Regions from separate parts of the Homo sapiens genome. Here region 2 is linked to region 1. A link is an interaction called in ENCODE POLR2A ChIA-PET data of the cell type or tissue named here. Cell type or tissue: CD4-positive, alpha-beta T cell. All regions are shown on one strand. Links, peaks and the distances in the headings refer to the core of each region. The heading gives the core; the rest is flanking DNA. Region 1 overlaps COPS4 (COP9 signalosome subunit 4). Region 2 overlaps COQ2 (coenzyme Q2, polyprenyltransferase).

Evidence for each region. Peaks named below come from ENCODE experiments on the same cell type or tissue, not always from the same donor. Only the 100,000 strongest peaks of a DNase experiment are listed, where the experiment ranks them.
Region 2: POLR2A ChIA-PET joins it to region 1 with 14 read pairs; 14 of 35 experiments call an interaction of 5 or more read pairs at or near these places.

Annotation. Positions count from the first base shown.
Region 1 is chr4:83,075,405-83,091,694 of GRCh38, forward strand. It overlaps COPS4 (COP9 signalosome subunit 4), which reads left to right. Exons shown (of 10, transcript NM_016129.3): 10 at 1-414. The coding sequence ends at 26. It overlaps PLAC8 (placenta associated 8), which reads right to left. Exons shown (of 5, transcript NM_016619.3): 5 at 14,644-15,567. Among named protein-coding and RNA genes, the nearest start is that of PLAC8, 31 kb to the right of the region's middle. RefSeq lists an enhancer at 8,949-8,998. In CD4-positive, alpha-beta T cell, for the core only: a CTCF peak has its summit at 9,021; a DNase peak (open chromatin) is centred at 8,897; H3K27ac peaks cover 1,687 bases.
Region 2 is chr4:83,248,168-83,264,457 of GRCh38, forward strand. COQ2 (coenzyme Q2, polyprenyltransferase) reads right to left here. Exons shown (of 7, transcript NM_001358921.2): 7 at 15,657-16,196. The coding sequence ends at 16,032. Among named protein-coding and RNA genes, the nearest start is that of COQ2, 28 kb to the right of the region's middle. In CD4-positive, alpha-beta T cell, for the core only: CTCF peaks have their summits at 12,585 (motif pointing left) and 12,784; a DNase peak (open chromatin) is centred at 12,564.

The sequences.
Region 1 (16,290 bases), core at 4,279-12,278:
CCATGGAAGCCCAGATGGCTCAGTGAATCCTTGCAGAACTTCTGTGCACATGACATCTTTTTCCATGTTGTGCAGATCAGTTTCACTATCTCCAAAGCATTTGCATCATGACCTTATACATTTCAATCCCTTTTATGCTGGATTCCGTTTAAAGAAGACATTATTAGAGCAGGAAGTACAAGCATTTAAAATATGTAGTTCCCATATATTTCAGGGTCTCTGTGTATTAAGCTAACTCAGATGTTTTGAAAGCTTTTTCTTTAAACAGAGGTGAAATATCTGTGGCTAAAAAGTTTGAGATTTGTGATAACTTTGTAGTCATGTAAAACTTAAGTGCTTCATGCCTCTCCAAATGTGGTTATTCTAATAAATGGAGAAATGAGCCAAATAAAAGTAGTACTTTGTTTTTAGTTAGCGAAGAGTATTTTGTTCCCTTTTCCTTCGGTTCAGCAGACATTGATTTATGCCCTATGCTAGAAATACAAAGATGAGTCATAATGCCTGTTCTCCAGGCATCCAAAGAGTCAAAGAGCCAAGAGACAGTAAGTTTAATACTTGTATTTGCTCCAGCTACTAGAGCACACAGAGAGTAGCTCTTCAGTTAGGAGAGAGAAGTCAGGGAAGGCCTCCACAGAGGGTTATTTTAGCTGAGCTTTATAGAAAAACATGGGGAAAGGACTTGAAAAAGTATGTAGGTGACTTTTAGTATCAGCTCCAACATGTAAAGAGCTTGGAAGTCATCACATCCCTCCTCACAGCAAAAACAAACAAAAAACTGTACAGATTGGAATATCAATGGCTTTTCTTAGATCCATGGAAGAATTAAAGTCATAGGACAAACCACCACTCAAAACCCTGGAGAGACAGGCAAATACAGAGAATCACAATTGGGATCAGCTTACTGGGAGAAGAGGCTGCTGGTCAGTGACTGCTAGGAACACTAAAATGGTAATTATTTAGATATTTTCTTAAATGGTAAAAATAAATATATATAAAAAAGTAAAATGGTAACAATGACAGCTACAGTAAACCTCAAATACAGCCCAGCTCCTATCCAAATTAATATAAAGCCTCATATTAAAAGCCTAGTTACTGGCTGGGTGCGGTGGCTCATGCCTGTAATCCCAGCACTTTGAGAGGCTGAGGTGGGCGGATCACTGACACCAGGAGTTCAAAACCAGCCTGGGCAACATGGCAAAACCCCGTCTCTACTAAAAACAGAAAAATTAGCCAGGTGTGGTGGTGCACGCCTGTAATCCAGCTATTTGGGAGGCTGAGGCAGGAGAATCACTTGAACCTGGGAGGCAGAGGTTGCAGTGAGCCGAGATTGTGCCACTGCATTCCAGTCATGGACACAGAGCAAGACTGTCTCAAAAAAAAAAAAAAAAAAGCCTCATTACCTATTACTTGATGCATCATGTGTGGCTTTCAACCAAAAAATTATAAAGCATGCTAAAAGGTTAGAAAAAACACAATCTGAAGAGCTATACCAGCAACTGAACCAGACTAAGATATGGCAGGAGTGCTGGAATGATCAGACCAGGAAATTAAAACAACTATGATTAACATGCTGAGGACTCTAATGGAAAAAAATAGACAAGTTCAAGAACAGATCGGTAATATAAGCAGAGAGATGGGAACTCTAAAGATTTGAAATGCTAGAAATAAAGAAAAAAACACTCTCACAGAAATGAATGCCTTTGATGGGCTTATCATTAGTCTACTTGGCCAAGGAAAGAAACAGCCTGATAATATGTCAATAGAAACTTCCTAAACTGAAATGCAAAGAGAAAAAGGAATGAAAAAAAAAAAATTGGGACAGAATATCCAAGAACTGGAGAACAATATAAAAGGTGTCACATGTGGTCAGGCGCGGTGGCTCACGCCTGTAATCCCAGCACTTTGGGAGGCCGAGGCGGGCACATCACAAGGTCAGGAGATTGAGACCAGCCTGGTTAACACGGTGAAACACCGTCTCAACTAAAAAATACAAAAAATTAGCCAGTGGTGGTGGGTGCCTATAGTCCCAGCTACTTGGTAGGCTGAGGCAGGAGAATGGCGTGAACCCGGGAGGCAGAGCTTGCAGTGAGCTGGTATCACGCCACTGCACTCCAGCCTGGGCGACAGAGCGAGACTCTGTCGTGTCACATGTGTAATGGGGATACCAGAAGGAAAAGAAAGAGGAAGAGAAGAAATATTTGAAATAGGCCGGGCACGGTGGCTCACACCTGTAATCCCAGCACTTTGGGAGGCCGAGGTGGGCGGATCACGAGGTCAGGAGATCTGGCTAACATGGTGAAACCCCGTCTCTACTAAAAATACAAAAAATTAGCCAGGAGTGGTGGCAGGCGCCTGTAGTCCCAGCTACTCGGGAGGCTGAGGCAAGAGAATGGCATGAACCCGGGAGGCAGAGCTTGCAGTGAGCCGAGAGCACGCCACTGAACTCCAGCCTGGGCAACAGAGGGAGACTCCTTCTCAAAAAAAAAAAAAAAAAAAAAAAAATTTGAAATAATGTTTAAGAATTTTCTGAAATGAATAATAGACACTAAACCACAGATCCAGGAAGCTAAGAAAAGGCCAAGCAGAATAACTACCAAAAAATTGACACCTAGATGTATATCTAAACTGTAGAAAACCAAAAACATAAAATCTTGAAAGAAGCCAGAAGAAAAAAACACATATAGAGAAACATGAATAACATTGGATTTCTTGTCAGAAATCATGCAAGCAAGAGCCAGAATGGAAATATTTATGATGTTAAAAGAAAAACTTCACAAACATAGGATTTTATCCAGCAAAATTATCCTTCAAATGTGAAGGAGAAAAGCAAAGAGAAAATCAAATTGAAAAAAAGAAATAGTGAAGGAGAAATGAAGACTAAAACTAAGGAAATTTAAGGCTGGGCATAGTGGCTCAGACCTATAATCCCAACATTTGGGGAGGCCAAGGCAGGTGTATTGCTTGAGCCCAGGAGTTCAAGACCAGTTTGGGCAACATGGCGAAACCCCGTCTCTACAAAAAATATAAAAGTAGCCAGGCATGGTGGTGTGTGCCTGTGGTCTCAGCTACTTGGGAGGCTGAAATGGGAGGATTGTTTGAGCCAGGGAGGTGGAGGTTGCAGTGAGCTGAGATTGCACCATTGCACTCCAGTCTGGGTGATAGTGTGAGACCCTGTCTCAAAAAAAAAAAAAAGGATTCTTTTTTTGCCAGGAGACATACTTTGCAAGAAATGTTAAAGTAAGGTTTCCAGAGAGAAGGAAAATGATATGGATTAGAAACTCAGATCTACATAAAGAAAGGAAGAGTATCAGAGCAAAAAAACAGGAAGGTAAAATCTTTTTAAAAAATTTAATTGATTTAATAGATAACTTTATTTAAAGGAATTATAGCAACAATGTGTGGATAGCTATAGCCTAGGGATAACTGAAGTGAATGACTGGAGTGTAAGTGATGGGAGGAAGGAATTGGGAATACCCTGTTATGAAGTATCCGCACAACCATGACACAGTATAGTGTTATTTGAAACTTGACTTAGATTAGTTGTAAATGTATATTGCAAACTCTAAATCACTATTAAAAAACTTTTTAAAGAAATATAATTGTTATGCTAAGAGAGGAGAGAAATAGAATGATAAAATGCTTATTTAAAACCAGAGTGTCAGCCAGGCGTGGTGGCTCACGCCTGTAATCCTAGCACTTTGGGAGGCTGAGGCAGGTGGATCACCTGAGGTCAGGAATTTGAGACCAGCCTAGCCAATATGGCGAAACCCTATCTCTACTAAAAATACAAAAATTAGCCAGGCATGGTGGCGGATGCCTGTAATCCCAGCTACTTGGGAGGCTGAGGCAGGAGAATTACTTGAATCCTGGGGGTGGAGGTTGCAGTGAGCTGAGATCACACCACTTCACTCCAGCCTGGGCAGCAGAGTGAAACTCCGTCTCAAAATAAATAAATAAAATAAAATAAAATAAAATCAGAGTGTCAGCAAGAGTATCAAAAAATACATGAGGCAGAAACTGATAAAACTGCAAGGAGAAATAGATGAATCCACTATTATAGTTGGAGATCTCAACTTCAATGCCTATCAGCAAAGGACAGATCCAGTAAGTAGAAAATCAGTAAGGACATTGTTGTACTCAACAGCACCACCAATCAACTGAATATAATTGACATCCATAGACTGCTTCGTCCTGCAACAACAGAGTACTCACTCTTGTCAGCTCACTTGGAGCGTTCACTGAGGTAGACCAACCTGGGCCATAAAACACACCTCAAAATGTAAAAGAATAGAAATTATACACTGTATGTTCTCAGACAACAATGGAATTTTTTTCTTTTTGAGACAGAGTTTTGCTCTTGTCACCCAGGCTGGAGTGCAGTGGTGTGATCTTGGCTCACTGCAACCTCTGCCTCCCGGGTTCAAGCAATTCTGCCTCATAATCATAATCCTGAAAGACACAATCCTGAATGCCAAACCCCAAATGTTGATGTCCCAAAAGATCAAAATCCTTAAAGTTCAAAATTTCTAAAGTCTAAATCCCTCATGTCTAAAATCCTGAAAATTACAATCCCAAAAGATTAAAATCCTCAATGTTGAAACCCTGAAAGCCAAATTCTGGGGAAGGGGATTAGTGTATTTTTTGGTTGTACACAGGATGGTTGCATCATGTTAGTTGTGTCATGTCAAGCAGAACCATAGCCTTTTTGTCTTTATTTGGAAATTAAGTGTGATTTAAGGGGATGCAAATGAGTGCCAAATTGACAAGGGGTGGACAGTGGACATAATTTTAGGTGTCAACTTGAATGGATTAAGGAATACCTAGAAACCTGGTAAAGCATTATTTTGGATGTGGCTGTGAGAGTGTTTTCAGAGATTAGAATGTGAGTCTGAGTGGACTAAGTGGGGGATGATCTGCCCTCATTGTTGGGAGGCACCAACTACTTGACCAGGGTCCCAAACAGAACAAATATAGAAGGCAAATTGGTCTCTCTCTGAGATCTGGGACAGACTTTTCTTCTCCTGTCTTGGACCCAGAACTCCAGGTTTGCCAGCCTTCGGACTCCGGAACTTACACCAGTGGCCCCCTGGATCCTGAGGCTTTTGGCCTCAGATGGATAGTTGCACCATCAGCTTTCCTGGTTCTGAGGCCTTTGGAGTTGGACTGAACCATGCTACCGGTATCCCAAGGTCTCCAGCTTTCGGATGGCCTCACCGTGGGTCTTTTCAGCCACCATAATTGCATGAGCCAAGTTCCCTAATAAATTTCCTCTCATATCCTATTGGTTCTGTCTCTCTAGAGAACCCTGACTAATACAGATTTGGTATTGGGGAAGCTGAACATCATTTCTTCTTACTGTATTGCTTACCACACAATGGAAGAGATCTGTGAAATTGTTCCCTTGCAAAAAGGCTGTGTTAAGTGTATGAGGCTACTTAACAGTGAAACAGTTTAAAAGTTAATTGTTATTCGTGCTGCAAACGTAGAAAATCACCTAATTGCAATGGCTGAGAAATAACCAGACTTTCAGATGGACAGCAGGTACTTACGAAATTTGTAGACCACAACCACTCCCCAAATACAAGTACTGTGAGTGTTTTGAAGATCATAGAAGTGAAAACACAGGCCAAAAATACAAGAAATCTCTTATGCCAAATTATTTAATCATGTATGGCTTCTGCCCCTTTACACATAATGCCAACTCGATATGCTATGTATTTCATCTTCGCATTATTTTCAATACTGAAGGTAAATTTAGATCTCTCTTTTTTTCTTAGTCTGGCTAAAAGCTTGTCAATTTTGCTTAACTTTTCAAAAAACCAACTTTTTGTTTCATTGATTTTTGTATTGTTTACTTCATTTTAATTTCATTTATTTCTGTTCTGATCTTTATTATTTCTTCTACTAATTTTGGATTTGGTTTGCTCTTGTTTTCCTAATTCTTTAAGATGCATCATTAGATTGTTTATTTAATGTAGGCACTATAAGTTTCCCTCTTTTTTGATGTAGGCACTATAACGATAAGCTTCCCTCTTAGTACTGCTTTTGCTGTATCCCATAGATTTTGGTATGTTGTGCTCCCATTAGCATTTGTTCCAAGAAATTTTTAAATTTCTTATTAAAATGATCCATCCTTGAGAATGATCCATATGCTGAGGAAAAGCATGTGTATTCCACAGCCATTGGATGAAATGTTCCGTAATTATCTACTGGATCCATTTGGTCTATTGTGCAGATTAAGTCTGATGTTTCTTTATTGATTTTTCTGCCTGGAAGATCCATCCAGTGCTGAAAGTGGGGTGTCGAAGTCTCCAGCTATTATTGTATTGGGGCCTAACTCTCTCTTTAGCTCTTTTTTTTGTTTTGTTTTGTTTTGAGATGGAGCCTGGCTCTGTTGCCCAGGGTGGAGTGCAGTGGTATGATCTTGGCTCACTGCAACCTCCGCCTCCCAGGTTCAAGCTATTCTCCTGCCTCAGCCTCCCAAGTAGCTGGGATTACAGACATGTGCCACCATACCCGGCTAATTTTGTATTTTTAGTAGAGATAGGGTTTCTCCATCTTGGTCAAGCTGGTCTCGAACTCCCAACCTCAGGTGATCCACCTGCCTTGGCCTCCCCAAAGTGCTGGGATTATAGGCATGAGCCACTGCGCCTGGCCTTTTTTATTTTTTTAAGGAGGGGGGGGGTCTCACTACATTGTCTAGGCTAGACTCAAACTCCTGGGCTCAAGTGATCCTTCTGCCTCGACCTCCTGAAATGCTGTGATTACAGGCATGAGCCACCATGACTGGCCCTGACTGTGTATTTTCAAATAGCCTGTCTTCAGGCTCACTAATTCTTTCTTCTGCTTGATCAATTCTGCTACTGAAAGCCTCTAATGCATTGTTCAGTATGCCAATTGCATTTTTAGCTCTGGAATCTCAGTTTGATTCTTTTTATTTTAATCTTTTTGTTAAATGTATCTGATATAATTTTGAATTCCTTCTCTGTGTTATCTTGAATTTCTTGAGTTTCCTCAACACAGCTATTTTGAATTCTCTGCCTGAAAGGTCACACATCTCTGTTTCTCCAGGATTGGTCCCTGGTGGCTCATTTAGTTCATTTGGGAGGTCATGTTTTCCTGGATGGTGTTGATGTTAGTAAATGTTCTTCAGTGTCTGGGCATTGAAGAGTGAAGTATTTATTGTAGTCTTCACTGTCTAGGCTTATTTGTACCCATCCCTCTTAGAAAGGCTTTCCAGATATTTGAAAGTACTTGGATATTGTGATGTAAGCTGTATCTGATTTAGAGAGCACCCCAATCCCAGTAACACTGTTTTCTTGCAGACTCATGGAGGTACTACCTTGATGGTCTTGGAAAAGATCCAGAAGAATTCTCTGCATTATCAGGCAGAGAGACTCCTGTTCCATTCTGTTACTTTCTTCCAAGCAAAAAGAGTCTCACTCTCCTTGTTCTGAGCCACATAAAGCCGGCGGTGGAGTGACACAAGCATCCCTGTGGCCACCACCACTATGACTGCATTGGGTCAGACCTGAAGCCAGCACAGCAGTGGGGCTTGCCAAGGCTGGCTGTAACCACTTCCTGGCTACTGCCTATGTTTGCTGAAGGCCCTGGGGCTCTACAATTAGCTGGTGGCAAAGCCGGCCAGGCCTGTGTCCTTCCCTTCAGAGCCGTGAGGTCCCCCAGGCCCCAGGTGAGTCCAGAGGTGCCTTTTGGGAATCAGGGACTAGAGTAAAAAAACTTGGAAGTCTAGCTGGTGTTCTATTGTACTGTGGCTGAGCTGGTATTCAGACCACCAGATGCAGTCCTTCCCACTCTTCCTTTCCCTTCCCAAATGCAGAGGAGCCTCACCCCATAGCCACTGTCAACCCAGGCCACGAGGAGTACTGCCAGGCTACCTCCAATATTCCCTTAAGCATCGAGGTATCTTAAGTCAAGCTTGTGTTGAATGCTTCCTGCCTTGGGACTCGCCCTTCAGGGCAATGGGTTCCCCTCTGGCCTGGGGCAGGTGCAGAAATGGTGTCCAACAGTCAAGTCCTGGAATCGGAGACCTCAAGAGCCCACTTGGTGCTTTACCCCACTGTGGCTGTGCTGGTACCTAAGGTGCAAGACAAAGCCCTCTTTACTTTTCCTTCTGCTTTTCTCAAACAGAAGGAGTTTTGCCTTGTTGCCACCACAGCTAGTAATGTGCTGAGTCTCACCTGAAGCCAGCAAGTCTCAGAGGCTCAACCAAGGGCCTTGACATAGTACCTAAATGTAACTGCTGGTTATTCAGGGTCCTGCCAACCTTCAGTTAGCAGGTGATGAATGCTGCCAGGACTGAGTCCTTTTCTTCAAGGTAGTGGGTTTCCTTCTGACCCATGGTGTGTCTAGAAATGTCATCTGGGAACTAGGGCCTGGAATGGGGGCCTCACGACTCTTCCCAGTCCCCTATTCTGCCGCAGCTGAACTGGTATCCAAGATGCAAGATGAAGTCCTCCCCACTCTTCTTTCTCCTCTCCACAAGCAGAAGGAAAGGGTCTCCTTTGGAGCCACGGGCTGTGCAGCCTGGAGTTAGGGAAGGGGTGACGCCAGCACGCCCTTGGCTGCCTTAGCTGGTGTCTCAGTATGTCACCTGCCCTCCCAGTTAACTGCCTCTGGGCCTAGTTCAGCACTAGAACTCGCCTGAGATCTGCAGTCTTCATGGCCTGGGCTGCCTTTCAAGTTTACTTGGAGACCCAGACTGTAGCCCTCGGTGGTGAGGTTTGCAGGAACTCAAGTTTAGACCACTGGGATCAGTGATTCCCCTCTGGGTAGGGCTGTTATTAAATGCTCCCTCCATGGGCAGGCGTCAGCTGAGTTGGGTGTGGTTTTCCTTCCTGCCGTAACAGGACAGCACTGAGTTCAGTGCATCACAGTTGCTGTGTTCTCCCTCCCGTGCACGCAGAGATATCCTCAGTACCACAACACAGCTGCAGGGGCAGAGGGGCGTCAGTGATTCAGGACTGTTTTTGCTATTTCTTCGGTGTCTCTTTCAGCATTATAAAGTTAAGAGCAGGTACTATGAGTGCTCACCTGATTTTTAACACCTCATGAAGTTGTTAAATTGGTGTCCTTGTGGAGGGGGATGATAGCTGCAGTCTTCTATTCCTCCATTTTTCTCTGTCTCCTCATTTTTTTTTTTTTTTTTTTGGAGACGGAGTCTTGCTCTGTCACCCAGGCTGGAGTGCAATGGCACGATCTCGGCTCACTGCAGCCTCCGCCTCCAGGTTCAAGCGATTCTCCTGCCTCAGACTCCTGAGTAGCTGGGACTACAGGTGCTACCATGAACAGCTAAATTTAATTTTTTTAATTATTATATATTGTGGGCGAAGGATTACCTAGGTGCCGAGGCAAGAGACTAAAGGCACAAACTGTTTCAGTATAATAAAGAAAATAGAATAAGAATAGTCATAATACAAATTAGATATAGAGATGATCGTGGACAATTATCAATCATTATTATAAACATTATTAATCATTAGCTTTTAATATTACTCTTTGTTGCATTACTAATATAACCTAGGAATAACCAGCGGGTATAGGGTCAGGTGCTGAAAGCACATTGTGACAAGTTACCTAGAAGGCAAGAGCTGAGCCTTCTGTCACGCCCGCATAAGGGCCGCTTGAGGGCTCCTTGGTCAAGCGGTAATGCCAGTGTCTGGGAAGACACCCACGACGTAGCAGACCGCAAAAGGGAGTCTCCTTTCCTTGGTGGAGTCAGGGAACACTCTGCTCCACCAGCTTCTTGTGGGAGGCTGGATGTTATCCAGGCCTGCCCACAGTTATCCGGAGGCCTAAACCCCTCCCTGTGGTGCTGTGCTTCAGTGGTCACGCTCCTTGTCCACTTTCATGCTCCTCCAGCACTCCTGGTTCCTCTTTGAAGTTCGTAGTAGATAACGGTAGAAGAAATAGTGAAAGGCTTAAAGTCTTTGACCTTTCTTATAAGTGCATAGAAGAAAACGCTGATGTATGCCACCTTCTCTCTGCTTCAGCTACCTAAAAGGGAAGGGCCCCCTGTCCTATGATCACATGACTTGCTTCAACTTGTCAATCACTTAGAAGATTCACCCTCCTTACCCTGCCCCCTGGTCTTGTATGCAATAAATATCAGCGTGCCCAGCCATTCGGGACCACTACCTGTCTCCGTGTCTTAATGGTAGTGGTCCCCTGGGCCCAGCTGTTTTCTCTTTATCTCTTTGTCCTGTGTCTTTATTTATTACAATCTCTCATCTCCGTACATGGCGAGAACACCTGCTAAGCCCCGTAGGCCTCAACTCTACAATATATTTATTTTATATTGCCCAGGTTAGTCCCTAACTCCTGGGTTCAAGTGATCCTCCCACCTCGACCTCCCAAAGTGCTATAATTACAGGTATGAGCCACACCACACCCGGCCAATAATACACGTATCTTTGCAAGCATAAACATTCAGGTATCCTAACAACAGTCTCATAAGTATAAGAGTTATGAGTAGATGAACTGTATTCATAAAGAAATAGGCCAAAAAGTAAAATGTATTAACATATATGATTGGTAATTGTGTGCACTCAACTTTATAACTGTGGTCATCTGAAATACCAAGATGGACAATATAAGTCTTTTGACAAAATCAATAAAAATCCGCAGTGAGTTACCACCACACATGCAGTTGCCCAAAAAGCCAAGATCTCAAAATATTTTATCTTTCACAAATATGGATGTACAAAAAGAAGATATTTTATTGAGGAAGTTGCAATGTTTTTACATACATGCACAATGCTTACACAAATTCAGCTTCGTGATAATGCACTTTCATGGAGTCAAATTTGCAAAAATGCATAAAATGAATTAGAACTTTCTAAACATCTTTATACAATTTATACCTTCAGTATTAAAAATGGACTGAGGAGGCCGGGCACAGTGGCTCACACCTGTAATCCCTGACTTTGAGAGGCTGAAGTGGGCGGATCACTTGAGGTTAGGAGTTGGAGACCTGCCTGGCCAACATAGTGAAACCCTGTCTGTAGTAAAAATACAAAAATTAACACTTGAGCCCAGGAGGCGGAGGTTGGAGTGAGCTGAGATTGTACCACTGCACTCCAGCCTGGGTGACAAAGTGAGACCCTGTCTCAATAAAAAATAAAAATAAAAAAAGTATGTTATTATTTCCTGTTTTATTGTCTAAAATGGTCTATGAAGTGCTCTGTTGTGTTTTTATGTTTCTCAAATCTCCTTTAAAAAATATAAATAAAGAATTTTAAAGAATTTTTAAAATTATTTTGTCAAGAATTATATTTTCAGGATTTTAATCATTTGGGATTGGAATTTTGGGGATTTTGGACTTCAGGGATTTTGATCTTTCAGGATTTCATCATTTGGGATTATAACATTCAAGATTGTGTCTTTTGGGATTATGGCCCAAACCCATGCAATGGGCCAGTTCTTTGAAAGGAATAGTGTTCCATAACTCACACAAGGAGAAATAGAAAATTTGAATAGGCCTATACCTGTTAAACTAAATCAATAACTAATAACCTTCTATAATAGAAAGCACCAGGCTTAGATGGGTTCACTGATGATTGATCAAACATTTAAGAAATAAATCTTTGACCCAGAAATATTTCCTTAAAATTTTTTTTCTAAGAAAGAAATCATACCAATTCTCTACAATAGCTTCCAAAAAAATAGAAGCTAAGGGAACACACCCTAACTGACTCTAGGAGACCAGCATTACTCTAATACTAAAATCAGATAAAGACATGACAAGAAAGGGAAAACTACAGTCTCTCATAAACATAGATGCAAAAATCCTTAACAAAATATTAGCAAATCAAATGCAATAATGTGTAAAAAGAATGATATATTATGACCAAGTGGGATTTATTCCAGGTATGCAAGACTGATTCAACATTTGAAAATCAATTAATGTAACCCATCATATCAACATACTAAAGAGGAAAAAATCATGATTGTATTAATAGGTACAGAAAAAGCATTTGACAAAATCCAACACTCATTCAAGATAAAAATGCTCAGTAGGCCAGGTATGCATGTAATCCCAGCACTTTTGGAGGCCAAGGCAGGAGGATCACTTGAGCTCGGGAGTTTGAGACCAGCCTGGGCAACAAAACAAGACCCCGTCTCTAATTAAAAAAAAAAAAAAAAAAGGCTGGGTGCGGTGGCTCACGCCTGTAATCCCAGCCCTTTGGGAGGCCAAGGTGAGTGGATCACGAGGTCAGGAGATCAAGACCATCCTGGCTAACACAGTGAAACCCCGTCTCTACTAAAAATACAAAAAAATTAGCCGGGCGTGGTGGCAGGCGCCTGTAGTCCCAGCTACTCAGGAGGCTGAGGCAGGAGAATGACGTGAACCTGGGAGGCAGAGCTTGCAGTGAGCTGAGACCGCGCCACTGCCCTCCAGCCCGGGCGACAGAGCAAGACTCCATTTCAAAAAAAAAAAAAATGCTCAGTATACTTGAAATAGAGGGGATCTTCATCAATCATATACAGAATATCTACAAAAAACCTACATCATACTTAATGATGAGAGACTATATGATTTTCCCCTAGGTCAGGAACAAGGCAAAGATGTTTACTCTCATGTTCCTATTTAATATCATACCAGAATCCTAGCTAATAAGACCAGATAAGGAAATGTAGCTTTATACAGATTGGGAAGGAGGAATAAAACTGTCTTTGTTCACAGTCAACATGATTGTCTATATAGAAACACATACAAAAAGTCTCCTGAAACTAATAAGCAGTTATGGCAAGGTCACAGGATATAAGGTTAATGTACAAAAGTCAATTGCTTTCCTATATACCAGCAATGAACAATTGGAATTTGAAATTTTAAAAAAGTATGTATGTTGAAGGCAGGGAAGATTGGGAATTTTATGAGTGAAGAATTGGCAGGAGAGTGGGCTAAAGAGGTAAAATGAGGCTACACTGTGAAGAACCAAGGAAAATACTGGGGTCTGTTTGTTTTAGAAAATTCACAATTTGGCTGGGCGCAGTGGCTCATGCCTGTAATCCCAGCACTTTGGGAGGCCGAGGCAGGTGGATCACCTGAGGTCAGGAGTTCAAGACCAGCCTGACCAACATGGAGAAACCGTGTCTGTACCAAAAATACAAAATTAACTGGGGTGGTGGCACATGCCTGTATTCCCAGCTACTCAGGAGGCTGAGGCAGGAGAATTGCTTGAACCCGGGAGGTGGAGGTTGCAGTGAGCAGAGATCACGCCATTGCACTCCAGCCTGGGCAACAAGAGCGAAACTATGTCTCAAAAAAAAAAAAAAAAAAAAAAAAAAAAAAAAAAAAAACAGAAAGAAAGAAAAAGAAAAAGAAAAGAACAAAAAATTCACAATTTAACTCATGGTACACAGTGTATAGGATGGACTGGAGAGAAGGCAAGGGAAGCTGGAGTTTCTAGAGGCAGGAAGGTTAGTTTAGAGGGTATGAACATGATTTGCCAAAGAGGTAATAAGGTTTGGACTACATTTATGTCAGCAAAGAGGAGAGGACAGATTAATTCATTCAATAAGTGATTGAGTAGATACCTACTGGTGTCAGGCATTGTTCTAGGCACTGGGAATACAGCAGCAAACAAAATGATTGAGTAGATACCTACTGGTGTCAGGCATTGTTCTAGGCACTGGGAATACAGCAGCAAACAAAATAGATCACCCCTTGGGGCTTTCAAGTGGAGTATCGGTGACAGAGTGGGTGTCTGATTGGATATCGGGGAAAAGGAGAAAGGTGCGATGAGGCAATTCAGGGGTCATTGGTACCTGGATTTTTCACCTTGAACAACTAAGTGATATCATTGGACTTGTTGGGTAGACAAGGTCTAGGGGACATCCAGATGGACTCATTTTCACAGCTAGCAAGAGAGACATTCTGAAGATCAATAGTAAGGGAGAAACTGGAAGTACAGACTTTGGGGTCCTAAGAGGCAGTTAGAACCATGGGAGTAGATGATGCTATCTAGGAACGTGAGATGTGAAAGGAGTGGACTCAAGCTAGAACCCTGCAAAGCACCCACAGCTATAGGGTAAGTGGAGGAAAGGGCAGAGTGCTTGAATTTGTTGAGTGCCTACTAAGTTCCAGGTGCTTTGACATTTTGTCTCACTGAGATTTCACAATAAGTGTATAAGATAAATAGTTTTGCCTCTTACTTCCCCCACCCCAACAAATGAAATGGAATCAGAAGTGTAGGAGGAGAACTAGGGGAAATTAGGAAGTGAGATTTTCATCAGGGCAAAATGATGCTGACGGATCAAATGGGACAAGAAATGTGAAAAAAATCATTTTACACTTTTATCCATCTATTGATGGATAAAATTTAACCAAAATTGAGTCACTGAATTTGATCATTGATCAAATTTTTCTTACTCTGATAAGAGTTTTCAGAAAACTCTGATCAGAGTTTTCTTACTCTGATATCTCATATTCAAAAGGGAAAGAAAATCAACAACACAATAAACAACCTCCTGAGGAATGCAGTGTAAAAGCAAGGCTTGGTGTGTTGTTTCGCAAAAAATCTTGCTTTGTCAGCATTAATACTAACAGATAACATGAGAAGAGGCAAAAGTGTTGGCTAAATGTACCATAACTGCCTGGGAATAGTTATCTGTAGTCTATTTTTTTTTTTTCTCATCTAAAGTTCTTAGATGAAAGAGAGCTGGGTTACTGTGAACCAAAATCTCCTGCTAAGAAACCAAAGTATGGTGCAGTGGCTCACACCTGTAATTCCAGCACCTTGGGAGGCTGAGATGAGAGGCTTGCTAGAGGCCCGGAGTTCAAGACCAGCCTGGGCAACATAGAAAGACCCCCAACTCTAGGCTGGACGCGGTGGCTCATGCCTGTAATCCCAGCATTTTGTGATGCCGAGGCAGGTGGATCACGAGGTCAGGAGTTCGAGACCAGCCTGACCAAGATGGTGAAACCCCGTCTCTACTAAAAATACAAAAATTAGCTGGGCATGGTGGCGGGAACCTGTAATCCCAGCTACTCGGGAGACTGAGGCAGCAGAATCGCTTGTATCCAGGAGGTGGAGGTTGCAGTGAGCTGAGATCACGCCACTGCACTCCAGCCTGGGCAACAGAGCGAGACTCTATCTCAAAAAAAAAAAAAAAAAAAGAAAGAAAGATCCCCCAACTCTATTAAAAAAAAAAAAAAAGAAAAAGGAAATCAAAGTATAAGAACAAAATTATGAGACTGACCCTTGGAACTAACTAGTGAAAAAGACATTTTAAGGAGAGCAAAGAAGCATGAAGAATCTTATCAGTAAAATATTTCATTTGGTTTATATTTCAAATGTAATTTAAAAAGTTTATAAGCCAGGAAATTCGAATTCGATAATATGAAAGCAAGGAGAAACTAAGTTGCACCATTTAGCTAAGTTCAGGGACAACATTCATTTATAATAAATCAAAAATTTGATTTTTTTCATGCCATCAGTTGTACTTAAGCATATCCATCATATTTCAGTTGCAAAAGATGGTGAAGAACTCAAGCTGAAGAGGTGTCTGCTGAATTTTGTTGCTTCGGTAAGAGCTTTTCACCTATAAAGGACACACAAGAGTTTTGAATTTTCTTAAGGTACTTTTATAATTTTTAATAAACTTTTAATTGCAGAATCATTTTTGATTGACGGAAAAGTTGCAAAGATAGTACAGCGAGCTCTCATGTATCTGGCACCCAATTTTCCTGTTGGTTAACATCTTACATTACCATGGGAGGTTTGTCAAAACTAATGAACCCATACTGATGCATTACTACTAATCAAAGCCCATACTACCTTCAGATTACTCAGTTTTTACCTACTTTAATTTTCTGTTCCAGCATCTCATCCAGCATACCACATTACATTTAATTGTCATCTTCTCTTAGGCTCCTCTAAACTGTGACTGTTTCTCAGCCTTTCCTTGTTTTTGATGACCCTGACAGTTTTCAGGAGGAGTAGTCAGGTATTTTGTGGAATGTGCCTCAGTTTAGGTTTGTCTGATGTTTTTCTCATGGTTAGACTGGAGTTAAGAGGTTTTGGGGAGAAGACCACAAAGGTAAAGTGCCATTCTCATCACATCAAATCAGGGGTGCAAACTATCAATATGACTTATTACCAATGATGGTGACGTTGATTACCTGGCTCAGGTCATTGTGTCAGGTTTCTCCATTGTGGAGTTACTCCATACAGTATAGAGAGTGCACTTGCATGCTGTACTTTTCATGCTGTACTTTTTGGAAGGAAGTCACTATGCAAACCCCCACTTCAGGGTGGGGAATCA
Region 2 (16,290 bases), core at 8,291-16,290, 180 kb after region 1:
ATGCCCTTTGCGCCCATGAACTGCTCTACCCTCATGTGAGGATGGCTCAGGGCAGGACCATCCCCTCCAGAAGTCTTGCCCTAGAGGGCATTCTACAAGGGCTTAGGCAGGAAGCTGAGGCAGAACTCACTGGGGGTGGGCAGCTAAGGGGCAGGTTGGTTTTAGTTGTCTGGTTAAGGGGGCCATACCACCTACTCTCTCCACCCAACCCATGGCCACTCCAGCTCCAGGACCCTGTTTCTGAGCGACAGACCAGCCATTCAATGTCTTCTTTCGGTCCATGATCCCACTGACCCACTCTAGCCTGATGGAGGGAAATGAGCAGCTCTGGTTCTGCTATCTCTCCCACTCTGCCAGGTGCTGGCTGTGGCACAAAGGCTCGCCTTTGTGGGGAGGATAAAACCTGCCCAACCTGCCTCACCTTGGTTATTCGCATTGCAAGGAGTCATTACCATGGGCAATATGGGCTCAGGCCACTCCTTCCAGTTTGCTTTCCATAAATGCAAACTGTCCCTACCGTGAGTCAGGAATGACTCCTGACTCACAGTGGGGCTGCTGTAAACTTGGGGATGGTTGAGGGAACACAGACACAGTCTTCCATGCTCCCCAGGTGGTCCAGCCTGCTGCCCAGAAGCAAACCATGGCAGGCTCACCACCGGTTCTATGCCGCAGGGCTGTTGTAGGACAGGCTGGGCTTTCTCCTGGACTCACCTTACCCTGGGCTGACCTTTGCCCCTGGTATCCAATAATGGCCTCCACTAAATCCTGAAAAAAAAATTAAACACACTTCCTTCTTAAAAATAAATATTCTAAAAGTTCTGAGGAAATTATTATTATTATTATTTTGAGACAGGGTCTCACTGTCACCCAGGCTGGAGTGCAGCAGCACGATCATGGCTCACTGCAGCCTCCACCTCCCAGGCTCAAATGATCCTCCCGCCTCAGCCCTGAAAGTAGCTGGGACTACAGGCATGCACCACCACACCTGGCTAATTTTTGTATTTTTTATAGAGATGGGGGCTCATCATGTTGTCCAGGTTGGTCTTGAATTCCTGGGCTCAAGTGATCCTCCTGCCTCTGCTTCCCAAAGTGCTGGGACTATAGGCATGAGCCACCACACCCAGCCAGAAAGTTATTTTTAACTCAGGTTTATTTACAAAGAAAATGTATGACAGACCTTATGTAGTTCTGGGCCGCGAAGCTGCCTCAATGAACTCTCCATCTATTGAGCTTATGGTAAATGTTCCACCATCTTACTGGAATCCACACTAACGGCCAAAGAATATGTAGACTCGAAAGTATGTATGCTTTTTTTTTTTTTTTTTTGAGACAGAGTTTCACTCTTGTTACCCAGGCTGGAGTGCAATGGCACGATCTCGGCTCACCGCAACCTCCGCCTCCCGGGTTCAAGCGATTCTCGTGCTTCCGCCTCTCAAATAGCTGAGATTATAGGCATGCACCACCACGCCCGGCTAATTTTGTATTTTTAGTAGAGACAGGGTTTCTCCATGTTGGTCAGGCTGGTCTCGAACTCCCGACCTCAGGTGATCCGCCTGCCTCGGCCTCCCAAAGTGCTGGGATTACAGGCGTGAGCCACCGCACCCAGCAAAAGTATGTATGCTTTACAAAATATTACACTTACATTAACACACCTGATTCTATCCTGAAGTAGAGCCAAAAGTCTCTGTAATCTGTTTAATAGATTCAAAATAGTAGGGAGAAAATCTGAGCAAATCATCGTACTGTTTTGTTGTCCTCCCTCCCAAACAATGCAGCAGCTGAGTGGTGGCTGGATTGCCAGATTCTGGGGGTGCTGGTTTGCCCAGTATTTTCATAGTTGAGTGCAGATACTCCCATGCCCTGGCAAACCAGGAGGTTTGCTCACCCTAGCTGGGGGATAAGCAGGCCTTACGTGCCCACCTAGGAAGGTCTGAGTTTATCAGTACAGTAGCATCATGAACAAACAGCCACCAGGTACAGCTTCCTAGAAGCCTCTTTCCTCAGAGAAGAAAAGACAAGATAATCATCCCCCTTAAAATGGCAGATTTGCCACTGGATCCAGTTGCCTTGTGTTTTCCTCATCACTCACACTGTGGTGGGTGTCAGCTGGAGTTCCAGGCCCTCCAGACCAGGGTTGAGGGTTTTTTCACCTTGTACCCCAAGGAGGCAAAATAGAGTAACAGTCAAGAGTGGAGGCTGCGACTCCTGACCACCTACGGTCAAATCGCTGCTCTGCGCCTTCCTTAGGAGTGGTGGCTTTATAATTGTCAACTTGGCTAGACTGAACTACATGTCCCACAGTTCTTCTGCCTGCATGGCTCTGGTTAGGGTGGGCCACCAGAGACATTCTTCAATCAAGACCCTCTGCATCTGTAAATTTATTAAGTCTGAAAACTGGGTAAAAGGCTGTGACTTTTTACTATGATGATGCAAGCTACATTTTTGACTACCCATCCATTTTGTTCCTAGGAACACTATGATCAATTACCACCACAGATCTTTGTGAGCTAAGGCAACTGGTTAGCACTATGTTCCTGCTGCCCTGTATTGTAAATATGTCCACGCTTCTTGTCTTTGGTGGTTAAATGCAGTCACTTTGACTCTGCCTCTCTGGGATTCCATCATCCCCATTGAAATCTGGAAGCCTCTCTCAATGGTCGCATTCTTTACAGCCACACGTAGCCTGCAAAGGAGACACCCACAGAGCTTTTCCAGTCTGCTGGTGCCTTAGTGCAGGGAGTTGTCTCCTGACTCTTTTCCTGGAACATGCTGGGGGCTGGGCATGCAGTTTGCACATGGTAAATCCAGTCCCATTTGCCTATCGCCCTAAGCCTTTGGAGTCTCTCTTCCATATTGTGACAGGAAAGCTGTCTAGTTAAAGTGCGCTCATAGGAATGAAGTTAGCCTGCTCTAGTGTTCTATCCCACTATTCTCATTCGAACATCTTTAGGATGTACTTCCACACATGTTCCCCAGGTCTCTGAAGATACACATTAGAAAAGTGTGGCAATTCTTTTGGCGTATAAACTATTTCTTGCTGGGTCATGGTGGATCCCTGTCCTACTGGAACTTGCTGAGCTTTGGCAATAATCATGAGTCTAGTGGCAACAAGGGGTGGTTGTGGTAGATTTAGAGAATGAGTAACTCCTTTTAAGGCATCTGTCCCCAGATGAGCTTAACACAGATATTTAAGCAGAGGAAGGCTAGTCTTCTACCAAGAGCAAGCTACTTCCACAGGAGAGGGAAGCTCAAAACTATACATTCAACTATTGTTGTAAGTCAGCAACCCACACCCTTAAATTTTATGTTTAATTTTTTAGCAATATCAGCCCTCTGGCTGTGAGCAATAAAAGATTCTTTTAGGGCTATCCTCAAAGCTCTGTCGTCCTCTAACAATGACTTGAGCTCAGAGTTAAAGGATTTGGGTTTGTCATTTTTCTGTTACTACTCAAGTATGCTCAGAAAAATCTGTCCCACAGTACATTCCTTACAGGCATCATGTACTGCCGTAACAGTTAGTTGCAACTGCCATTTGGGCTCCTAAGACACTTGCTTTGGTTACAACTTCATTACAATTAGCCACAAGTGCTAGCTTGATGTGTGATGTCCCTGCATGCCACAGGTCACTAGCTTCCCATTTCCCATTGCTAAGGAGTTCAGCACTGTGCTGAACTCCAAGGACAGGGTCAGCCCTCAAATCCCACCTCCGCAGGTCTATCTCCTAGGACTACTCCCAGCACCATTTTGTGGCAGTTGGATTCTGTACTAGTCCAGAATCGGAGTGTAATTTGAACAGGGAAAGTTTAATAAATAGTATTAACTAGAGGAGGGGAATAACTAAAAGGGGTAAGCAGAATGCTAAAGAGTACTCTAGAGCTGAGAAAAATACTTGAGGAAGAAGCAAACTTGGAAGGGATTCCTCTGGTCAAGCTGGAATTCAAGCTCTGCTGGAGAAGGTGTGGCTGCAGTCCACTGGAGGGTGGACAAGTTTGCTGGGTTGATCCAGGCCAGAGCCAGTCTAAGTCACTGGACAGGCAGGTAATATTCTTCTAGGGAGCAGGGGGACGGAGGCTGGCCAGAAAACCACAGTTAGGACTACCAAGTGGGAAACATGTCTCTGGGATGCACGTGAGAAGGTTGGCAAACCACTCCGAGGTGTAGGAGAGGGCTGAGGCTAGTGGATGGACCTGTGCAGGGATTGAGGGCATCAAGAACCCCTTTACTGACTGCTTGTCATGAAGCCTGGTGTTAGGAGGGCTGCATGCAGCCAGGTGGTCACAGAACTGGAGCTGGTGGCTTGCCAAGGGACTGTGCCCTCTCTGTGCACACTGGTATGTTAGTTTGCTAGGTCTCCCACAACAAAATACCACAGACTGGGGGGCTTCAACAACAGAAATGTATTTCCTCACAATCTGCAGCTAGAAGTCCAAGATCAAGGTGTTGGCAGGGCTGGTTACTTCTAGGGGCATCTTTCCTTGGCTTGTCTTCCACCAGTGCCTTCACATGTTTCCTTTTGTGGGAGTCTGTGTCCTCAACTCCTCTTCTTGTAAGGACACCAGGCATATCAAATTAGGGCCCACACTAGTAATCTCATTTAACCTTAATAACCTCTTTAAAGACCCTATCTCCAAATACAGTCACATTCTGAGGTATTGCAGGTTAGGATGTCAACATGAATTTGGGGGGACACAATTTAGCCTGCAATAGTTGGGGAGGAGCATTACTGGATGTCCCTGCCATATGTTGCTTACAGCCAGGAGCAGAAGCAAGAAGCAAATGGAAACACGCCCGACCAGGAAGAAGCCCTTTCCTCCTGCAGGGTCCCTCCAGCGCCCTCTACTGAAAAAGTCTGACATCCCACTCACTGCAAAGGAGAAAAGTCTACAGGATTCAACTCCACTATTGCAGAGTAGATAATGAAGGACGGATTTAGAGCTGAGAGGCAATAAATTAATAACAAGCACACTGGTTCTTCAGCTTTCCCAGCATTTCTGTGAGTTTTCTAATGTCCTCCAGAGAAAATGTGTGCCTAAACTGACCGGTTTACAACTGAGAACACTGGCAAATTTGCAGTTTCCCACTTTTTTTTTTTTTTTTGACAGTAGTTATGCATTATGGTACCTTCAAGTTCTCATTTTGGGAGGGATAAACGAATTTTCCCTGGAATTTTACTATTATGATAAGTATAAATTAAAATTATCTCCATTTAACGTGGCATGGTAATGGGCTATGGAAGCAAGAGCAGAAATCTAGCTTTCCTGTTGTTCCTTGTATCTGCCTGGTTCATCCCTGTTTCAAGGCTGATACACTTGCTTTTCCTTCTTCCTGGAACTCTCTTCCGTCAGGTATTCACATAGCTCCATCACATCAATTAAACCTCTGTTCAACTGTCACTTGGAAATCCTTCCTTAGTACTCTATCAAAAATAGCCTCCTTTCCCCATAACTCTCTTTCACCAGGCTTTAGTTTTCTTTATAACAACTTACCACTACATTATATTATTTAAAGTAGCCTATGCACTTATTTACCTACAGAGTTACTCACTTATTAAAATGCAAGTTCTAGGAGGGTAGGGATATGTCTTGTTCACTGAGGTATCCTCAGAACCTAGAATAGTGTATGGCATATAATAGGTACTTGATAAATATTGATTAAGTGAAGGGCTGTAGGTTTCAGAAAAGAGTTGGTTTTTCCAGAACACAACTCCATATGCAGGCATATCTACAGCAATGAAAATTTAGCCCCTAACTTAATTAGGATGGCAACAATATAATTCTGATTATTCTCACCCTAACTTGGTAAAAATGACTTTTGTTCACTTTTTAAAAATTGTGGTATAGTTAGCATACAGTAAAATTCACCTTTTGTGTGTGGGTACAATCCTAAGAGTTTTGGCAAATGCCTATAACTATGTCAAACCATTGCAATCAAGATATAGAACAGTTCCATCATCCTCCGAAATCTCCTCCTTCCCTTTTGTAGTCAGATACTCCTCTGACCTCCAGTCCCTGGCAGCCACTGGTCTGTTTTCTGTACTTACAGTTTTGCTTTTTTCAGATTATCACACAAATGGAATCATGTAGTATATAGTTTTTTGGGTTTGCCTTCCTTCACCTAGCATAATGCATTTGAGATTCATGCATTTTGCTACATATATCAGTTGTCTGTTCCTCTTTATTGTCGTATAGTATTTCATTATATATGTACCGTAGTTTGTTTATTCTTTCACCAGCTGAAGGACATTAAAGCTTTTTTTTTTTCCAATTTGGGATTATAATGAATCAAGCTATTATTAACATTCATGGACAGGTTTTTATGTGAACGTAAGTTTTCTTTCCTCATGGGTAAATACCTAGGAGTGATTTTGCTGGGTCTTATACTCAGTGCATAGTCAATGATAAGAAATTGCCAAACCAGGCCGGGTGCGGTGGCTCATGGCTGTAATCTCAGCACTTTGGGAGGCCGAGGTGGGCAAATCACTTGAGGAGTTTGGGGTGGGTGGTCCCAGCTACTTGGGAGGCTGAGGCAGAAGAATCGCTTGAACCTGGGAGGTTGGGAGGTGGAGGTTGCAGTGAGCTGAGATCACGCCACTGCATTCAAGCCTGGGTGACAGAGCAAGACTCTGACTTAAAAAAAAAAAAAAAAAAAAAGAAATTGCCAAACTGTTTTCCAAAGTGACAAAACCATTTTGCATTTCTACCAGCAATGTATAAGAGTTCCAGTTACTCTACATCTTCACTACCACTTGCTATAATATGGGATGGCTGTGGACTATGGAAACAAGACTAGAAATCTGGCCTTCTTGTTACCCGAATCTGCTTCATTCATCCCCATGTCAAGGCTTATGCACTTGCTGTTCCAACTTCTTGAAAAACGTTCATGTGTGTAACTTCCATTCACATTTTATTTTAAAGCAGAGCCTATCTATGCACACATAAAGACCAGCTAAAAACAGAATGAAGAAAATCAGAAACATGAATACATGAATGAGAAAAAATTATAAAATTGTATCCCTTTCCTTACATTCTTCCATGTTTCAGAGATCTTAACAATTTTCAATTAGTAATTAATTGATCTGTGCTAAAAACTTTTTGATTTGTAACATGTTTTTAAGTGGATTTGTTTAAAATACTCAGTGTGTATTTTGGCCAGGCACGGTGGTTCATGCCTGTAATCCCAGCACTTTGGGAGGCCGAGGAAGGCAGGTTTCCTGAGGTCAGAAGTTCGAGACCAGCCTGGCCAACATGGTGAAACCCTGCCTCTACTAAAAATAAAAAATTAGCCAGGCATGGTTGCATGCGCCTGTAATCCCAGATACTTGGGAGGCTGAGACACGAGAATCGCTTGAACCCTGGAGGCAGAGGTTGCAGTGAGCTGAGATCATGCCACTGCACTCCAGCCTGGGTGACAGTGAGACTCTGTCTCAAAAATAAAATAAAATAAAATAAAATATTTAGTGTGTATTTTTAGCAGTATTTAAAAAATATTGATCAGAGCCATAAACTTCCTGCAGATTCTAAAGTGTTAAAATGTCTTTAACACTTTCCTCTCTTCAAGGAAATGATGTAAACTGAAAGCAATTTATGTTTATGAGGCATTCCTGCAATGGGACATGACCTCTGATCCCAATAATTCTTTCCCAGATGCTGTGTTGACATTTCTACTGCTTAAGTATAAAGCAAGTAAAAGCCATGATTATTTCAGTTTGTTACTATGCCAATGCTGCCTAAGAAAAAAATTACTAACTTGAATTTTCAAGATTGTTGAAGAGTTTTAAACGAGATAAACAAATATAAATCTAGTTAACATTTGCATGCATTACTTTCCATTTCTTTACATGAATTTATACTTCGTTAATGGGTAGGATATCCCTAGATATATATATATATATTTTAAATATTTTTTTTTTTGAGACAGAGTCTTGCTCTGTCCCCTAGGCTGAAATGCAGTGGCGTGATCTTGGCTCACTGCAACCTCTGTCTCCTGGGTTCAAGCGATTCTCCTGCCTCAGCCTCCCAAGTAGCTGGGATTATAGGCACCTGCCATAATGCCAGGCTGTTTTGTATTTTTAGGACACGGGGTTTCACCATGTTGGCCAGGCTGGTCTTGACCTCCTGACCTCAGGTGATCCACCAGCCTCGGCCTCCCAAAGTGCTGGGATTACAGGCCTGAGCCACTGTGCCTGGCCTTATTTTTTATTTTTTTGACACAGGTCTGAGCCACTGTAGCCAGTGGGATATCCCTTTTAAAATTCATCTATAATTTTTACAAATTCTCCACTTTTTGTCCCCACCTTTCCCCCACCCCTCTAAACTAACACCATTTAAAAAACTCAGGCTTAGAAACTGAATGTTAAAATTGTTCTCCTGAAATAGAATCTGAAAAATCAGCTTCCTCTTTTTTTTTTTTTTTTTGAGATGGAGTCTCACTCTGTCACCCCGGCTGGAGTTCAGTGGCGCCATCTCGGCTCACTGCAAGCTCTGCCTCCCGGGTTCATGCCATTCTCCTGCCTCAGCCTCCCGAGTAGCTGGGACTACAGGAGACTGCCACCACGCCCGGCTAATTTTTGTATTTTTACTAGAGACGGGGTTTCATCATGTTAGCCAGGATGGTCTCGATCTCCTGACCTCGTGATCCGCCCGCCTCAGCCTCCCAAAGTGCTGAGATTACAGGCGTGAGCCACCGTGCCCGGCCTCAGCTTCCTCTTAAGTGAACAGTTCCTCATAGATGGTTTCTGGAAAGATAAATCCTTTGGAGAAGAAAAAGAGTGCTAAAAATGCCTGAAGGCAATGAATCACATACTGTGCTGTTAAAAGCTTTATATACGTGATTCATTCTACAAATATTTTTTAAGAATTTACTATGTGCTAGGCAGTATTCCAGACACTGGAAATAAAGTATGATGATTCAAACAGAAAATATCTGTGCCCTCATGAAGTTAGGTTCTTGTTAGTGAGGACACACAACAAAGAAAATAAGTAAAACAAATTACAGTCATGTGCTACACAGCAATGTTATAGTCAATGATGGACCACATATAGGACAATGGTTCCATAAGATTATATTGTATTTTCACTGTACCTTTTCTGTGTTTCTTTCTTTTTTTTTTTTTTTAGACAAGTTCTCACTCTGTTGCCCAAACTGGAGTGCAGTGGCGCGATCACTGCAGCCTCTACCTCTTGTGTTCAAGTAATCCTCCCACTTCAGCCTCCCAAGTAGCTGGGACTACAGCTATGTGCCACCACACCCGGCTAATTTTTGTATTTTTTGTAGAGATGGGGTTTAGTCATGTTGCCTGGGCTGGTCTTGAACTTCTGGGTTCAAGTGATCCTCCTGCCCTGGCCTCCCAAAGTGGTGGGATTACAGGTGTGAGCCACCACACCTAGCCCTTTTCTGTGTTTAAATATGTTTAGATTCACAAATACTTACCATTGTGTTACAATTACCTACAGCATGAAGTACAGTATGCTACGCAGGTTTGTAGCCTAGGGGCAATAGACTATATACCACATAGCCTAGGTGTGTAGTAGGCTAGACAATCTAGGTTTGTGTACATGAACTCTATAATGTCTGCACAGGGATGAAATTGGCTAATGATGCATTTCTCAGAAAGTATCTCCATCTGTAAGTGACATATGACTGTATATCATATGTTTTAATATGGAGAAAAAGCAGTGAGAGAGAAAAAGAAGTTTGTGTAATGGTGTGTGTTAAGTCTTAGAAAATGAAGACAATGGTTTCACTGAATCGGTGACTTTTGGGCAAATACTGAAGGAGGTGAGGAAGTATCCATGGCAACATCTAGGAAAGCATTCCAGGAACCCCAACGAGGCCAGAAGGCTGCAGCGGCAGAAGGCCTGCAGCAGCACTGGCGAGGGAGGGAGTGGAAGAAGAGCCAGAAGGCAGCAGGAGCCCGCTCACTGAGGGTCCTTCAGCCATGCTAAGGACTTTGGCTTTACACTGGGAGAAATGGGGAGGTATGGGGAGGTTCTGAGTTAGAGGAATGACATACGCTGGCTTTGGTTGTAGCAGGATCGGCCTGGCTGCTATGGTGAGGACACATGAAAGGGGGCAAGGGAGAAGGAGGGAGACCAGTGAGGAGGCTAATGTGTTAATCCAGCGGGGAGAAGATAGGGACTTGGGCCAGGGTGGCAGCTGTGGAGGTGGTAGGAAAAGATTAGATTCTGCATGTATTTTGAAGGTAGAACCAATATGCTTTTCTAATGTCTTGAATATGGAATGTGGGAAAAAGGAGTCATGGTTGATTCCAAGGTTTTGGTCAGAGCAAAAGGAAAAGGAGATGCCATTAATGAGATGGCAAGAAGGGTGGGAGGAGGAGGTTTGAGGCTGAGATCAGGAGTTCAGTTTTGAACATATTGAACTGGAGGTGCCTATTTGGCATTCATGTTGAAATATCAAGTAGGCAGTTCAATATTCAATTCTGCCAAGTGCAAGTTCAAAAGGGAAGTTTAGGCTGGAGGTACACATTTGGGAATAATCAGTATACAGATGACATTTAAAGTCAGGAGTTTAGATGAGATCATTTTCTCATGCAATTCTTAAAACACCAGCATGAGGTAGATATTATTTTAATTCCCATTTTAGATATAAAGAGATAGGCTGGAGAGGTTTAAATAGTTCACTCTAAGTCATTCAGTTAGTAACTGTAGGGACTCCAATGTTCATTCTTATCTCTAAGAGATAGTTTTCAACTTGGGCTCTGTGACAATCCTAAAAGAAAGGAAGGTTCAGTTTAAGGGGACTGTCTCTGATTTCCATCTGTACGTATTTGTTGGGGTTTTATGTACGATTTTATTTGAAAAAAAAAAAAAAAAAAAAAGTATTTATGCTGAGTGAGGTTGACTCACGTCTCTAATCCCAGCAACTTGGGAGGCTGAGACAGGAGGACTGCTTGAGCCTAGGAGTTCAAGACCAGCCTGGGCAACAAAGCAAGACCCTGTCTCTACAAAAAGAAAGAAAGAAAGAGAGAGAGGCCAGGTGCAGTGGCTCATGCCTGTAATCCCAGCACTTTGGGAGGCCAAGGTGGGCAGATCACTTGAGGTCAGGAGGTGGAGACCAGACTGGCCAACATGGTGAAACCCCGTCTCTACTAAAAATACAAAAATTAGCCAGGCATGGTGGCACGTGCCTGTAATCCCAGCTACTGATTCTGAGCTTTTTGAAGATAGAAACTCTAATTAATCTCTGTGTTTGCAGCAACTAGCCTGTGCCTGCACACAGATGTTCAACAAATGTTTGGACTGTCTGAATAATACATATTAATTGGAACAACTATAAAAATGTTAAATGTTACCTTCTCCATGGAAGAGATAGTTCAGTATAAAGCATGAAATCCAAAATCCCATCACAATTAATAACACGATAATCTTGTAAAATGAGAGCACAAGTCTGTCAGATATCAGATCTTGGGGATATAATCAATGAATGAGGCAGCGTACATCAACAACAACAATAACCAAATGGGCAAAGACATGAAGGCAACTCACACAGAAGAAATAAAAATGCTCTATAAACACTTTGAAAAAGATCAACTACTTTAGTAATCACAGAGTTGTGAGTGAAACCACATATTGTTCTTGCCTATGTGTCAAAGTTTTAAAAATAGTATCCTTTCATATTGGCCAAGGTCTGAGAAAGAGGCTCTCATGCACTGCTATTAGCAATGTGTAGCTTTCTGTAGGGTAATTTGAGAAAATGAATCCAAATCCTTTAAAATGTGCCTACCACCATACTCCACCCTCCATACCTACCCTCCAATCCCTGGAAATGTACATGCACATACAAAGACATTCTGCTTCTAGGATTTTTCCTACAGAAATATTCACAGATATGCCCAATGATACAAATCTATTCATGGCCGTACTGCTTGTGAGAAGGAAAAAATGTAAATATTAAAATCCATGATAGGATTAATTAAATTGCAGTACATACATATGATAAAAACCCATGCAGCCAAAAAACATCAATATATTGAAAGAAGCATTAATGACATGGGAAAATATTAAGTGAAAAAAGTAGATTTTACAAAAGAAGTATAGTATAACCTCTGCCTCCCAGGTTCAAGCAATTCTCATGCCTCCCTCACCCTCCTGAGTAGCTGGGATTGATTATAGGTGTGTGCTACCAAGCCTGGCTAATTTTTTTTGTATTTTTAGTAGAGATGGGGTTTCACCATGTTGGCCAGGCTGGTCTCGAACTCCTGACCTCAAGTGATCCACCTGCCTTGGCCTCCCAAAGTGCTGGGATTACAGGCATGAGCCACCATTCCTGGCCTGATTAATTTCTAAAGTTAAAAATTAGTTACTGTATGCCAGCACCTATATTAAATGTGTTGCATAGTCTCTAAATTATACATTAACCCTAAGAAATAGGTGTTACCATTGATACAGGGCAAATGAGCCCCAAAGTGGAGCTTAGTCCACGAGGGTTCTTGGCTTTGCCCAGGAAAGAAGGGCAAAGGGCAAGCCAGAGATAGAATAAAACAGCTTTATCGAAAAGGCAGTGTTACGCTCCAGTGTTGTTAAGAGTTGTGACTGCTCCTACAGAGCAAGGCCACCTGGTGGGCAGACAGCAGCATTACTTATATTCTTATATAGTTTTGATGATATGTACATGAAAATGTTTTTGTAACGTTACCTCACATAGTCAACTTTTTATGTTGTTGAACAGCATTAATAATTTCTTTTTCTTTTTTTTTTTTTGAGACAGCGTCTTGGTCTGTCACCCAGGCTGGAGTTCAGTGGCGCGATCTCAGCTCACTGCAAGCTCCACCTCCCAGGTTCACGCCATTCTCCTGCCTCAGACTCCCAAGTAGCTGGGACTACAGGCGCCCGCCACCATGCCTGGCTATTTTTTTGTATTTTTAGTAGAGACGGGGTTTCGCAGTGTTAGCCAGGATGGTCTCGATCTCCTGACCTCGTGATCCGCCCGCCTCGGCCTCCCAAAGTGCTAGGATTACAGGTGTGAGCCACCGTGACTGGCCAGCATTAATAATTTCTAATGGTTGCACCTAACACCAGGTCTGACAAGTAACTCTAATGTTAGTTCACCCGATGTACAAAAATTACAAATGTTTACTGAGTGCTTACAGTGTGGTATACTGGGGACATTTCAATGAATAAGACAAACAAGGTCCCACTGATCATGAAATCTCCATTCTCGCAAGGGAAGACAGAGAATTTTTAAATCCATGAGAAAGGTATTAGGATTATACCTATTTGAGTATTTGAGCCACCGAGAGGTCAGGGAACTTTCCCAAGAGCAACCAACTGGTAGGCAGGTGTTACAGCAGATTCCAACCCTGGCAAGCTGTCGTCATGATAGCGTTCTTAGTTCCTGCTCCACTGGCACCCAGAGGGTGGAGGGTGTACTTTCAGTTGGAGGAAACATTAGGGTGAGGCCAGATTATAAAAATCAGGTAGAGGCATTAAACAATTTAGCAAAGAAATCCGGGAAGAGGGAGAGGCAGCCCTTGTGATATGGTATATTGGGGATATTTCAATGAATAAGACAAACAAGGTCCCACTTACCATGAAATCTCCATTCGCAGGGGAAGACAGAAAATTTTGAAATGCATGAGAAAGGTATTATGATTATCCCCGAGTGAGCCACAGAGAGGTCAGGGAACTTGCCCAAGATCACCCAACTGATAGGTGTTAAAGCAGATTCCAACCCTGGCAAGCTGTGGCTGTGACTGGCATTCACAGCTCCTGCTCCACTGGCACCCACCAAGTGCTCTGGGAATTCAGAGGACAGGTCAGTTAGAGCTGGAATAGTTGTATTCATTTACTTTTTAGACCCTGTAGCTCCCATCCTATCTCCACCCCCATCATGAAATTGTGGTAGATAATTGTCCACAGTTTAAAAAGTTCTTTCACATGATTTCTATTGAAAAACTCACAGTGACTTTGAAGCAGAAGAGTAGGGCAAGGGCCCTCCTCACTGAATAAATTCCCACGGCAATGCTGGTCATTTCAACTATCACAAACTCCTGGCAATGCTCATTTCAACTCTCCTAGGGACTGACACTCCTGATCTAGATGGATGACTGCTGTGTGTCTTTCCAACTCGAGTTGTCTTAAGTCTGTGATTCTAGAGACTAATAATCTACTTCATCGTTTTTTCTTTTCCAAAAATCTGTTCCTTACCCATTTATATTATTTTTTCAGCGTTTTCTACTGGGAGAAGGGAGGAAAAATGAAAAAGAACTAAAATAATTCAATTATGTTTAAGCAGCTTTTTGAGAATAAGCTTTTTGAGTATGTATGAATTAATGTTATGTTCTCTTGTCCCCTGTATCACAAAAAAGCTGCAGGATTTTTAGTGATTTTAAAATCTGTTCCATTTTTAACTTTCATAAACTAAGGAGAATGTTGTAAAATTGAAGTACATTGTACTCACCCTTCTTTAATTGGAACCAGTGCAATGGGTTAAGATGTTTTAAGCATTTTAAAATATAGGGTCGTATCTGTAAGAAAACAGAAATCAACATAGATTTAAACTCTGTCTATTCTGTTAAAATCAAAGCCAATCATATTTCCTCAAAAGTAGGGTACTATGTTCCTAATTCTTCTCCCCTTCAACTCACTGCTGCTATAGCAAAGTTACAGCTGCAACAACTGACCCAAGTCATTTTCAGTGGCTCAGTATTTGCTGAGTAAACAGTTAAATAATTTTTCCTATGCTTATCAGTGCCTGGCATATGTAAGTGCTGTTAGCTGCATCATCATCTTCATCATCACCATCATCGTCGCCCTCATCATGCAATTTTATATTTACTGCTGCCCACACCCACATATACAAATGACTGTCTGCCCTATAGCCTACTGTCTATGAGAGCAATTTAAATCAAGTAAGATATAGTTCAGGTTGCTAATATTAAGAGCTGAAGAGAAAAAAAAAAGCAAGGGGACAGAAGTATGGGTGGTATTTGCAGGTGAGATTTTTGAAGATGGCTAAGAAAAGCCTCTTAGAGAAGGTGACATTTAAGAAAGGTTCTGCAGTGAAGGAGTAAGACATGATCTGGGGAGAACTTTCCAGACAAAGTGAACAGTAAATGCAAAGGCCCTGGGGTAGGAGTCTGCCCAGCCTGTTTAAGGAAGAGTGAGGCCAGTGGGGCTACAGGTGTGAGTGTGAGAAGTCAGACATGAAGCCAAGTCATGGAGGGCCTGGCAGGTGGTAGGACTTTCGTTTTGTACTGAGTGACCTAGGGAGATCCTGGAGGGTTCTGGGGAGAGGAATGACATGACCTTACTCAGGTTTTAAGAGAATTACTCTGGTTACTGTGTTGAGAACATTGTGAAGGTGAGGGCAGGTAAAGGAAAAAACAGTAAACATTTAAATATCACTATCCTATAAACTATAATGGGATAAGATAAAAAAGATATAGACAGAAAATCAAGGTAGTCTCTGGTGACTGCCCACTTGTCTGTTCTGGTCACTGTGACTGCACACAGAGACCAAATCTCCCAAATAAAAGTCAGGGTTGGTAAACAGTGGTACATGTGGCTATAATAGCTAAATACTTCTATTTGGTTATTTAAATTCTCCTAAAACATAAAAAAACAGAATTGGTTTCCTAAATTACAGTTTTTGGCAGTGACTAAAGGTCACAATAAAGAACAGTAAGGCCCAACTTCCCATAGTTGCTTTTATTTTTCCCTAAAAAAAAGAGTCCATTTTCTTATACAGACATTCATTTATGTAAGACCCACATCAGGCTTTTTCTAAAGTGCCAAAACCCGTGCAATCCCCATAACTTCAGGTGAGAATTATAATGGGCAGAAGAATGTATCAACTAAAATACTCAAGGCCATCTCAAATCCTGAAGAGTCCCTGGTTTCTGTGACAAGGGGGAATTTTGCTAGCAAATAAGTAAAATCCAGGTAAATATGCTCTAAATCTTCATCTTCAGGTTCTTAATTCTTTAACATATTGTATCAGATTTTGTATTCAAATCTAATTATATTTTGTAAAAAATGTTTTAAAAATTCCTAGATAAATTTCATTCATTAATTTTCTATTTTATTCTCTATACCCTTCTTTGTTTTGTCTGTCTTCTTTTCTTTCCACAAATTCCCAAGGACAATCCCTAAAAAAACTATTAGTCCCAGTGTTCGGTTGGAGATAAATTTATTCCAACAATCCTCAGGTCTGTGGATGTCTAGAGTGTAAATCTGCAAGAGAGGAATACAAAGTTGTATTAATACCTAGTCTGGACTTTGGGTCATAACAAATAAACATGTTAACACGGAGGAGAAAACAGCAAAT